Regions from separate parts of the Homo sapiens genome. Here region 2 is linked to region 1. The links are chromatin contacts, found by Hi-C in ENCODE. All regions are on one chromosome and are shown on one strand. The core of a region is the stretch at or near the end of the contact, and the rest is flanking DNA. Distances in the headings are between cores, read along the strand shown.

What was found. A loop is a pair of places that touch in the nucleus more often than their neighbours do. Pooled maps may share reads with other maps.
Region 2: a loop to region 1 is called in a map of B cell, with 24 times the contacts of the local background. The contact joins the promoter of SMIM47 here to the enhancer-like site in region 1. A Hi-C loop is called at or near these places in 2 of 168 maps with a recorded cell type or tissue (B cell and naive thymus-derived CD4-positive, alpha-beta T cell) and 5 of 50 pooled maps.

Annotation. Positions count from the first base shown.
Region 1 is chr19:49,934,401-49,940,494 of GRCh38, reverse strand. No RefSeq gene overlaps it. Among named protein-coding and RNA genes, the nearest start is that of MIR4751, 4.4 kb to the right of the region's middle. Within about 2 kb of position 2,639, at least 4 of the 41 ENCODE cell types and tissues checked have a DNase peak (open chromatin) inside an H3K27ac peak, as active enhancers do.
Region 2 is chr19:50,783,115-50,789,208 of GRCh38, reverse strand. It overlaps SMIM47 (small integral membrane protein 47), which reads left to right and starts at 3,049. Exons shown (of 3, transcript NM_001384597.1): 1 at 3,049-3,119; 2 at 3,208-3,267; 3 at 3,386-3,481. The coding sequence starts at 3,105. The coding sequence ends at 3,397. It overlaps LOC105372439 (a long non-coding RNA gene), which reads left to right. Exons shown (of 4, transcript XR_936026.3): 4 at 767-1,828. RefSeq lists a silencer at 5,303-5,597.

The DNA.
Region 1 (6,094 bases), core at 1,390-3,889:
GACAGAGGCAGGCTGAGCATACCTATCCTTTGGCCTTTGGGGGTATACACAAGTACTGGTGTTAACAGGTCCAGATGGGCCAATTCATGAACCTCCACGTGGCTCACTTTGGTGCCAGCAGGGGCAGCAGTCAGCAAGGATGATGAGTGGGTCCTTGGGTCCCTGGGCTGCATGCATGGCATGATGGTGGCAGTGGCAATGGTGGGACAATCCTTAACTTCCCAGGCAGCAAACACTGGTGTTACCAGTGGCTGAGATGGGCTAGGTGGGTGATGCATGTCAGTGTGTGCCAGTGGTGATGGTGGCAGCAGGCTGGGTAGACCCATCCTCAGACCCCCAGGAGGAGTATATAGATACCAGTGGTGGCAGATGGGCAGGGCAATGCCAGGGCCCTAGGCAGCATGCTTGGGCATTGTGGGGAGCAGTGCCTGACTGGGTGGGCCCGTCCTCAGGCCCTGTGGTGGTGCACGTGGGTGCAGGTGGTGAACAGGCTGAGGCAATCCCTTGGCTGCTATGTGGCATGCTTGGGTGTTAGTGGTAGTGGCAGTTGTCGGCAAGGAGATCCTGTCCTCAGGGCATGTACAAATGTGCATGGCACTGCTGCTGGTGCAGGGGCAGGACTGCTGTCAATGGCAGCAGCCCCAGGCATGCAGCTCTCAGGCTCTGGGAAATACATGCTTTGGCCCCTGGTGAGGTGTCGGTAGTGGCCGTGGCCGTGGTGGCAGTCCTTTGTTTATTTTAGCCTATATTTTTTTTTTTTTTTTTTTGAGACAGAGTCTCACTCTGGCCCAGGCTGGAGTGCAGTGGTGCAATCTCGGCCCACTGCAAGCTCCGCCTCCCAGGTTCACACCATTCTCCTGCCTCCGCCTCTCGAGTAGCTAGGAGTACAGGCGCCTGCCCCCACACCCAGCTAACTTTTTTTTTTTTTTAATTTTAGTAGAGACACAGTTTCACCATGTTAGCAAGGATGGTCTCAATCTCCTGACCTCGTGATCCGCCCACCTCAGCCTCCCAAAGTGCTGGGATTACAGGCGTGAGCCACTGCGCCCAGCCTTAATTTTTTTTTTATTTTTTATTTTTGTTAAGACAGAGTCTTGCTCTGTCACCCAGGCTAGCATGCAATGGCACAATCTTGGTTCACTGCAACCTCTGCCCCCTGGGTTCAAGTGATTCTCCTACTTCAGCCTCCCAAGTAGCTGGGATTACAGGCATACACCACCACACCCAGCTAATTTTTGTATTGTTTGTAGAGACAGGGTTTCGCCATGTTGCCCAAGATGGTCTCGAAATCCTGGACTCAAGTGATCCTCCCACCTTGGCCTCCCAAAGTGCTGGGATTACAGGCGTGAGCCACCGCGCCCGGCCTCCTTCACTTGCTTTCACTTTACTCTGCTGGCTCACTCTTGAATTCTTTTCTGCACGAAGCCAACAACTCATGTGGCCTCCCAGGCTGAATCCCAATTTGGGGGTTCACCCTGTGACATTACAGTGACTTATTTATTTAATCTAGCTATTCTCCTGACCCAGGCAGAAACAGAGTTTCATTCGAGTCCCAGCACTGATGCCAACAGGGGGCCAATGTCCTCTGCGGGAGGATTTCACTCGGGGCTTGAGCAGCTATCCCAAGGGAGCTGGCTCCACTTCCACCCCAAGCAAGCAAGCACAAGGCCGAGGGAAGGCCATCTGGGCTGGGAGTCAGACCACTGGACTCAACTTGGAGATCTTCCTGCAGAAAAAAAAAAAAAAAATGTGGGCTTGGTGATTCACTACCCTGTTCTTGTCCTTGGTTTTCTCTTCTGTAAAATAAGAAATTTTTTTTGAGACAGGGTCTCACTCTGTCACCCAGGCTGGAGTGCAGTGGTGTGATCTCATCTCACTGCAACCTCCGCCTCCCGGGTTCAAGCGATTCTCCTGCCTCAGCCTCCTGAATAGCTGGGATTACAGGCGCATGCCACCACGCCTGGCTAATTTTTGTATTTTTAGTAGAGACGGGGTTTCACCATGTTGGCCAGGCTGGTCTCGAACTCCTGACCTTAGGTGATCCGCCCGCCTCGGCCTCCCGAAGTGCTGGGATTACAGGTGTGAGTGACTGCGCCCAGCCTAAAATGGGAATTTTTAACAACGGGTTCGACAAACATGCACCATCCCTTCTGAGCGCTTTGCATGTATTAACTTACGCAATGCCCGGAACCCTATGAAGTGGCTGCTGTTATCACTGCCATTTTATAGTGGAGGGAACCAAGGCACAGCGAGGCCAAGCACTATTCCCAAGGTCACACAGCCAGCAGGTGGCCGGGCGGGGCTCTATCCCGTGCTGTCAGGCACCAGAGAGACTCGGCTCTTCGGCCCCAGGCCGGAGCCTCCCTGCACTGACGGGATCGCGAATGGGGTTTGTGTGTGTCCTCCCCACTGGGATGCGAGCTCCGGGGGCGGGGACCCCTTCTGGCGCGGGAGGCATTTAATGAGCTCTCTGGAGAAAGAGAGTCTTAGGAGAGCCAATTCCCTTCTTAGCCGCCTAAAACCCCCTGCAGGGGTCTGCTTTGTGAACTGTATTCGAAGTCAGGGCTTCTAGTCCCCGTAAACCGACCAGAAGGAAATCACCGGCTTGGACGGTCTGAGTCTGGGATGGAGCAAAACCCACTCCCGGCGGGGTACGCGCGCCACCTGGCGGCAGACTCCTGCTAAGACAAACTCCGCCCAGAGGCCAGAAATGATTGGTTTTGGAAGCGTGGGGTCTGCAAACCGGCTATTGTCTGAAAATCAGTATGTCAAGCTGGGGGGAGCCTACCAGTGGCTTTCAAACTTTTCTGACCATGACTCACAGTAAGAAATCATTTCGCGCCCGGCGCGGTGGGTCACACCTATAGTCCCAGCAGTTTGGAAGGCTGAGGTGGGCGGATCACGTGAGGTCAGGAGTCGAGACCAGCCTGGCCAACATGGTGAAACCCCGTCTCTACTAAAAATACAAAAATTATCTGGACTTGGTGGTGTGCACCTGTGGTCCCAGCTACTCAGGAGGCTGAGGCCGGAGAATCGCTTGAACTCGGGAGACAGAGGTTGCAGTGAGCCAAGATCGCGCCACTACACTCCAGCCTGGGCCACAGAGTAAGACTCTGTCTGAAAAAAAAAAAAACAGACTTATACTCATTTCCCCACTTCATGGAATTGCAAGCATTCAATGAATACAAATACAAAACACATCAGAAGGCAGAAGTGGGAAGTAACTGCTTAACGGGGATGAGGTTTTCTTTTGGAGTGATAGAAGTGATTAGGAAAGAGAGGCAGTAGTTGCACAGAACCGCGAATGTACTAAATGCCACTGTTCTATGAAATGTTCCCTGTAAAATGGTTTTCTATTATATGAATTTCACCTCAATTAAAAAAATCATACTTGGTGAGGAGACTTTATTTAGAGACTCAGTCTGGCTATGTCACCCAGACGCAATCATGGCTCACTGCAGCCTTGAGGAAAGAAACTTTATTTGAAAGGATTTTTTTAAGGTGGGAAAGGGACTATTGCTATAAAGGTGAGGACATTGCAATAGGGAGAAGCAAAAGATTTGCAAGTGAGACAAGAATTGGGCAGGTTTTTTTCCTTTTTTTTTTTTTTTGAGACAGAATCTCACTCTGTCGCCAGGCTGCAGTGCAGTGGTGCAATCTCAGCTCACTGTCGTGCCATCATGCACGGCTAATTTGTAATTTTTTTGTAGAGATGGGGTCTTGCTATGTTGCCCAGGCTGCTCTGGAATTCCAGAACTCAAGGGATCCTCCTCAGCCTCCCAAAGTGCTGGCACCACAGGCGCAGGCCATGTGCACAGCCAAAGACTTTTTCTTTTATGGGGAGGAGTAAACAAGGTTAGAAAGAACCAGCTGTGGGAAAATAAGATGCAAGGGCTATTGTACAGGACAATCGACCAGGGAATGTTTTATTCTTCTCAGGAGAGGTGCTTAAGGAGGGGCTGTATTCTGGCTGAGGCTGTGGATGGACTGAAATTCAGAGGCCTGGCAGTGAGGAGAGTAAGTTAGGTTAAACAAGCATTTTGTTTCAATTGATCACTGGGGACAAAACAGTTCAGTTAATCATGTACGAGACAACGAAATGGGAATTTGGAGGGTCTATGTCTGCCCTTGTCTTAGACAAGGGGTTCATCCTCAAGTCTTATCTAAGTCATATACGGAAGGGTGGTTCTTCTCAGTAAGCCATCTCCTGGAATGCAAAAAAGCGGGAGGATTTCTTTTTTGTTGTTAGTTTTTTTTAACTTTTTGTAGAGACAGGGTCGTGCTATGTTGCCCAGGTTGTTCTCAAGCTCCTGGGCTCAAACGATCCTCCCACTTTGGCCTCCCAAAGTGTAGGGATTACAGGGGTCAGCCACTACACCTGGGCCGGAAAAGTGGGGGGATTTCTTCACTGTCGCTGTTGTCCACACACGCAAGGCTCCGGTAAAATTCCGCACTGTTGCAAAGAAAGATGCTTTGCTGCTGGGTGGAGAACTTTTTTTTTCTTTTTTCTTTTATTTATGTATTTATTTATTATTATTTTTTGAGACAGTCTTGCTCTGTTGCCCAGGCTGGAGTGCAGTGGCACGATCTCGGCTCAATGCAACCTCTGCCTCCTGAGTTCAAGCAATTCTCCTGCCTCAGCCTCCTGAGTAGCTGGGACCACAAGTGTGCACCACCATGCCCAGCTAATTTTTGTATTTTTCATAGAGACGGGGTTTCACCATGTTGGCCAGGATGGTCTCCATTGCTTGACCTCGTGATCCACCCACCTCAGCCTCCCAAAGTGCTGGGATTACAGGCATGAGCCACTGTGCCCAGTCTTTTTTTTTTTTTTTTTAACAGGTTCTTGCTTTGTCACCCAGGCTGGAGTGCAATGGCACAAACATGGCTCACTGCAGCCTCAACCTTTGGGTTCAAGCAATCCCCCCGCCTCAGCCTCCTGAGTACCTGGAACTACAGACTACAGGTTCATGCCACCACGCCCAGCTAATTTTCTTTCTTTTCTTTTTCTTTTCTTTTTTTTTTTTTTTTGAGACAGAGCCTTGCTCTGTTGCCCAGGCTGGAGTGTAATGGTGTGATCTCAGCTCACTGCAACCTCTGCCTCCTGGGTTCAAGCCATTCTCCTGCCTCAGCCTCCCAGGTAGCTGGGACTACAGGCATGCGCCACCATGCCTGGCTAATTTTTTTTGTATTTTTAGTAGATGAGGTTTCACCATGCTGGCCAGGCTGGTCTTGAACTCCTGACCTCAAATGATTCGCCCGCCTCGGCCTCCCAAAGTGCTGGGATTACAGACGTTGAGCCAAGGCGCCCGGCCCCACCTAATTTTTTTTTTGTAGAGACAGCATCTTGCTATGTTGCCAAGGCTGGTCCCCAACTTCTGGCCTCAAGCGATCCTCCTGCCTCAGCCTCCCAAGTATGTAGGACTACAGGTGCACACCACCTCACCCACTAATTTTTTTTCTTTTTTTTTTTTTGAGATGGAGTTCCACTCTTGTTGCTGAGGCTGGAATGCAATGGTGCGATCTCAGCTCACTGCAACCTCCGCCTCCCAGGTTTAGGGGATTCTCCTGCCTGAGCCTCCCAAGTAGCTGGGATTACAGGCGCCCACCACCATGCCTGGCTAATTTTGTATTTTTAGTAGAAACAGGGTTTCACCATGTTAGTCAGGCTGGTCTCGAACTCCTGACCTCAGGTGATCCACCCACCTTGGCCTCCCAAAGTGCTGGGATTACAAGCGTAAGCCACAGCACCCAGCCATTTTCTTAAAAATTATTTTTTGTAGAGATGAGGTCTCATTATGTTATCCAGGCTGATTTCCACCTTCTGGGCTCAAGCAATTCACCTGGCAAAGCCTCCCAAAGTGCTGGGATTGCAGGCGTGAGCCACTGCACCCACCCTGTTATCTTTATTACTGTCTTTTTCTTTTTTTTTTGAGATGGAGTATTGCTCTGTCGCCCAGGCTGGAGTGCAGTGGCGCAATCTAGGCTCACTGCAAGCTCTGCCTCCTAGGTTGAAGTGATTCTCCTGCCTCAGCCTCCCGAGTAGCTGGGACCACAGGCGCCCGCCACCACACCCGGCTAATTTTTCATATTT
Region 2 (6,094 bases), core at 1,800-4,299, 850 kb before region 1:
GCAGCACCACCTGGGGCTGGCTGGCTCTCCTGCCTCACTGCGCACAGTCAGCCTCCAGTCCTGTCCTAGGTTTTTGTTGTTTTTTGAGACAGGGTTTTGCTGTGTTGCCCAGACTGCTCTTAAACTCCTGGGCTCAAGCAATCCTCCCACCTTGGCCTCCCAAAGTGCTGGGATTACAGGTGTGAGCCCCTGCACCAGATACAAAAGTTTTGTGAATCTCTGTCTCTCCTCGTACTTGAAATAGGGTAGAGGCCCCTGGAATAAAGAAGTAGAAGGGCTGGAGGCTTAAGCCAGACCAGGAGCTGGCAGCTCACACCTGTAATCCCAGCACTTTGGGAGGCCAAGGTGGGAGGGTTGCTTGAGGCCAGGAGTTCAAGACCAGCCTGGCCAATATGGTGAGACCCACCCCCCGCACCCGACTCCATCTCTATAAAAGATAAACAAAAATTAGCCAGGCACGGTATGGTGGCATCTGCCTGTAGTCCCAGCTACTCAAGAGACTGAGATGGGAGGATCACGTGAGTCCAGGAATTTGAGGCTTCAGTGAGCTGTAATTGTGCCTTTGCACTACAGCCTGGACAACAAACCAAGAGCCTGTCTCTAAAAAAAACAGAAAAGAGAAAAAAATCCTGAAGCAAAATTAAGAAACTAGAAACCACGTTCTAGCCCCTGGAGATGTCAGCACTTTCCTATCTACTGATGTATTGGCTGCTGTGACAAGTTACCACTCAGTGGCTTAAAATGACACACATTTATTCCCTTACAGTTCTGGAGGTTGGAAGTCTAAAATCAATATAACTGGGCCAGGCATGGTGGCTGACACCTGTAATCCTGTCATTTTGGGAGGCCAAGGTGGGCAGATCACTTGAATCCAGGAGTTTGAGACCAGCTTGGGCAACATGGTGAAACCCCATCTCTACTAAAAATACCAAAAAACTGGCCAGGTGTAGTGGCATATGCCTGTAGTCCCAGCCACTCATCGCTTGAGCCTGAAGTCGAGGCTGCAGTGAGCCCTGATTCTGTCACTCCACTCCATCCTGGACGACAGAGTGAAACCTGATGTTTAAATGCAGTTTTTCATGTATGTACTTCTTACCAAAATGAGATCATACAGAACCTGCAATTTTGTAACCTGCGTCTTTCAGTTAACCTCCTCTTCTCCTTGGCAGTAGTGCTTTCGTCTTGTCTGATACCCATTCCCTATTCAAATGTCCCTCCGTTTCTCCCCAAAGAGACTTTGTCTTGTTTTGTTTTTTGAGACAGGATCTCACTCTGTCACACAGGCTGGTGTGCTGTGGTACGATCTCGGCTCACTGCAACCTCTGCCTCCTGGGTTCTGATGATTCTCGTGCCTGAGCCTCCTGAGTAGCTGGGACTATAGGTGCACACCACTGCACCTGGCTAATTTTTGTATTTTTAGTAGAGACAGGGTTTCACCATGTTGGCCAGGCTGGTCTCAAACTCCTGACCTCAGGTGATCCGCCCACCTCGGCCTCCACCCACAAAGAGCCTTTATAACTTGTTTTGTCCAAGCCAAAACCCGGTCCAGGATCACCCCTCAAAGCTGGTCTTGTGTCTCTTAACGGATTTTTTTCAAATATAGCAAGGCTACTTGCTTTTGTTTTGCACTGTGGCATGGATTTGTTGGAGAGACGGTGCCGTTTGCTCTGCAGAATGTGTTGCCTTCTGGAATGTTCTGGGTAGTGCCGTGAGGTACCGTGTTTACAATCAATTCTTGTTATTCATAGTAGCGATGTTGTATAACTGTGACCACTGAATCAGCAAATAAGGACCCATTGCTTCATTAATAAAAGTATATATTTTTCTATTTATTTTCTATTTATTTATTTATTTTTATTTATTATTATTATTTTGAGATGGAGTCTCGCTCTGTTGCCCAGGCTAGAGTGCAGTGGCACAATCTCGGCTCAATTTAACCTCCTCCGCCTGGGGTTCAAGTGTTGCTGGTGCCTCAGCCTCCCAAATAGCTGGGACTACAGGCGTGCACCACCATGCCCGGCTAATTTTTTTGTTTTTTTGTTTTTTAGTAGAGATGGAGTTTCGCCATGTTGGCCAGGCTGGTCTCAAACTCCTGACCTCAGGTGATCCTCCCGCCCCGGCCTCCCAAAGTGTTGGGAAAACAGGTGTGAGCCACCGGCACCTGGCCTATATTTATATATATTTAAAGAGATGGGGTCTTACAATGTTGCCCAGGCTGGCCTTGAACTCCTGGGCTCAAGCAATTCTACTGTCTCACTTAACCAAAGTGTTGGGATTACAAGCATGAGCCACTGCACCCAACCCTATATATATGTGTTTGTGTGTGTGTGTGTGTGTGTGTGTGTGTGTGTGTGTGTATACATATACACACACACACATATATTTCCCCAATAAGTGTTCACAGTTGTACAACATAACTACCAAAAATAGCGAGACTATATCTGCCACAAATAACGCAAATAGCTACCTGAGTAGCAGATTGTATAGTCCCCATTTTTGTGGTAGCGATAGATAGGTAAATAGGTATCTCACAAATGTATCATATGTATTTTATTTTATTTTTTCTTAGTTGTTAGTTGTGGAGACAGGATCTCACTCTTGCCCAGGCTGGAGTGCAGTGGCGTGATCTTGGCTCATGGCAGCCTCAACCCCCTGGGCTCAAGTGATCCTCCCATCTGGAGGAGGAAATTTTGCCTGGGCCTCCCTTACTGTTCTCCTGGCCTGCAGGCTCCTGTTTTGAGATATTTCTATACCCAGAACTGACCTGGTCCCTCCCCTGCTCTCAACCCTCTCATGGCTCCCCAGCACCCTCCGGGGCAAAACCCAAACACCTCAGTATGGTGTTCAGGGTTGAGACTCTCCAATCTCACACGTCCCGATGTCACATTCAGACACCACATGTGGCGGGCCACACCAGGGTCTGTATCTGCCCTATGCCCCTGCCTGTCCCCTCTACCAGAATGCCCTTTCCCCGTTGCCATGGCCACCATTCTGGTCTCTCCGACAACCCCCTCTCGGAGTTCCAGTGGCTTCTCCCCCCTCTGGCTCAGAGGCCCAGGAAAGAGAGAGAAGACCAACCAAGGGGTGGCTGGAGTCCCAAGGCCATGAACTTTCAGGAAGTGAGGAGGGGTCTGGCAGGGAAGGGAGGCCTGGGGCTGGGCAGAGGGCAGGGAGGGGAAGGGTCCTGACCTCTGATCTCCCCCCCAGAATGTGACCCTGGCCATGGCCTTGTTCACCATCCTGACCTCCATCTATTTCTTCAACAAGGTGAGCGGGAGAAGAGCGGAGGTGGGGGCTGAGTCTCTGTCTCCCTGGTCCAGTTCTGTCATCTTGGTCTCTCTTTCTCTCCCACATCTCTGTATATGTCCCTGTTTTCCTCTCTCAGGCTCAGCAGTGAGAAGACACAGGACCTCCCCGCACAAGAGCCCTGCCTCTCCCTCTGCCATCGCTCTGAGGCCAGATAAATGTAACTGAATCCGCACATCCTGCTCCGCCGACCCACTGCCCTTGCGCCCGGCCTCGGGCCTACACCACACCTGGGGCTCTGTGTTTCAGAAGGGAGTGGGGTGGGGGTCCGGACTCCAGGGTCTGAGGTAGGAGAGTGGTGAGGACCCACCCTCGCAGGTTTGAGGCTAGGAGCTGGGAATCTGCGCTGGGTTTTCAGGGATGAGTAGGAGTCTGTGGGGAAATTCCAAGAAGAGGAAGAACATTTCAACCTGGTGTAAGGGCACAGAGGGAAGAACAAGCAGGGCACATTGAGCACCCGGCACCAACACAGGCTGCTGTGTACTTCGGATTTGTTATTTCCCTTGATCCCGTGATTTCTTCTCCATCAGACAAAGGCGAAAATCTTTGTCCAATGGGCCCCAAAAAACCACAGCCAGGGCAGCCAGAGATCCAAAATGTGAATGCACTTTGTCAGCTGCAGTGGGTCTGTAGTTATCGTCATCATCTTCATCACTGTCATACTGTATCAACACATCTTCCTCTTTTTTCTTTTCTTTTTGAGATGAGATCTCACTCTATTGCCCAGGCTAGAGTGCAGTGGTATGATCATAGCTCACTGCAACCCTGAACTCCCAGGCTCAAGCAGTCCTCCTGCCTCAGCCTCCTGAGTAGCTGGGACTGTAGGTGTTCACCACCATGCCCAGCTAACTTTTTAATTTTTTTTAGAGACAGGGTCTCACTATGTCACCCAAGCTGGTCTCTAACTCCTGGCCTCAAGCAATCCTCCTACCTCAGCCTCCCAAAGTGTTGGAATTACAGGTGTGAGCCACTGTGCTCAGCCTCTTTTCTTAACAAACTCCTATTTAACCTTCAACACCCACCAGCAATGTCCCTTCCTATAAAAATGTGCAGACCCGCCCCCACAGGCAGTTCGCTAGCAGCCCCCTTGCTTAGCGCCCTTCCCCCACCCCCTGCCTCTACCTCCAGCATCCTCAGGTCAATGCCCTGGGGGACACTTCCACCTTCAATTGCATTTCACCTACCTTCTCATCTAGTCAAAAGCAATTTCATTTCAGCTCAATATCTGAAAAGCCAGCTTTGGAGTAGGGTTGACTGCACGTGCTAGGTTTTCCTGAAAAAGCCCAACAAATTTCCTTCCATCCCTCCCTTCCTTCCTTCCTTCCTTCCTTCCTTCCTTCCTTCCTTCTTCCCAGAGTTTTGCTCTTGTTGCCCAGGCTGGAGTGCAACAGTGCAATCTCAGCTCACTGCAACCTCCACCTCCTGGGTTCAAGCAATTTTCCTGCCTCAGCCTCCCGAGTAGCTGGGATTACAGGCATGCGCCACCACGCCTGGCTAATTTTGTATTTTTAGTAGAGATGGGGTTTCTCCATGTTGGTCAGGCTGGTCTCGAACTCCCAACGTCAGGTGATCCACCTGCCCCAGCCTCCCAAAGTACTGGGATTACAGGCATGAGCCACTGTGCCCGGCCTCACCAATTTCTTTTTATTTTATTGTATTTTATTTGAGATGGAGTCTCGCTCTGTTAAACTCAGGCTGGAGTGCACTAGCGCGATCTCGGCCCACTGCAACCTCCACCTCCCAGGTTCAAGCAATTATCCTACCTCAGCCTCCCAAGTAGCTGGGACTATAGGCACCCGCCACCACGCCTGGCTAAGTTTTGCATTTTTTGTAGAGACAGGGTTTCATTATGTTGGCCAGGCTGGTCTTGAACTCCTAACTTAGTGATCTGCCCGCCTCGGCCTCTCAAAGTGCTGGGATTACAGGTGTGAGCCACCGCGCTTGGCCCCAAATTTCAGTAATAAACATTCATAGTTGCACTATAATTTTATCTCGAATTAATAGAAGTTTTGTGGATCACCAACATTTTAGGCTAATGTTTTAGCGTCAGTGGCAATAGTGCCCTCCTGAAGTTCTCAAAAGCTTCCCGATTTGGAGGCTGGCTTTACTTTCAAATTCTTGGCTGCAAAACTCCAAATAACCACATAGTGGCGGTGTTGCACTATTTTCTCAGCCAGAAATTGGTTGCCTTAAGGGTTGAGCGCAAGAAATAACTTTGGTTTTGGCAAAACCACAACTGTTTGTTTGTTTGTCTGTCTGTCTGTCTGTTTTTGAGACAGAGTCTCACTCAAAACCACAATTTTTTGAGACCGGGGGGCGGGGGGTCCTGGCCACTTCCTCCCTCCTCCCTGCCTGGGCTTCCTCCCCCACTGGACCCTCACCCCAGCCTTCTCTCTCTCTCCTCCAGTCCTCAGAGGGGTCCTCCGGGACCCAGAGCTGACCCTGTCCCTTTCTCCTCACAGCCCTCCAGTGGCCCTGTGCCCCCACCCAAGATAAGAATCCCAGGCCCTCCACTGAGCATTGGAGGCTGCATGTAACCTGACCCCCTCCAGGCTTAAAAAAAAAAAAAAAATCTCACCCACCTCCCATGCCCACCCTGGTGTATTCTTGGCCACGGCGAACTCGAAGATAGTCCCAAATGCAGCACCACGCGTTTGCACTGCTGGGTCCCAGCCTGGAATGCCCTTTCCCATGTCTTTGTTTGTTTGAGACGGAGTTTCGCTCTTTCGCCCAGGCTGGAGTGCAGTGGCGCAATCTCGGCTCACTGCAACCTCCGTCTCCCAGGTTC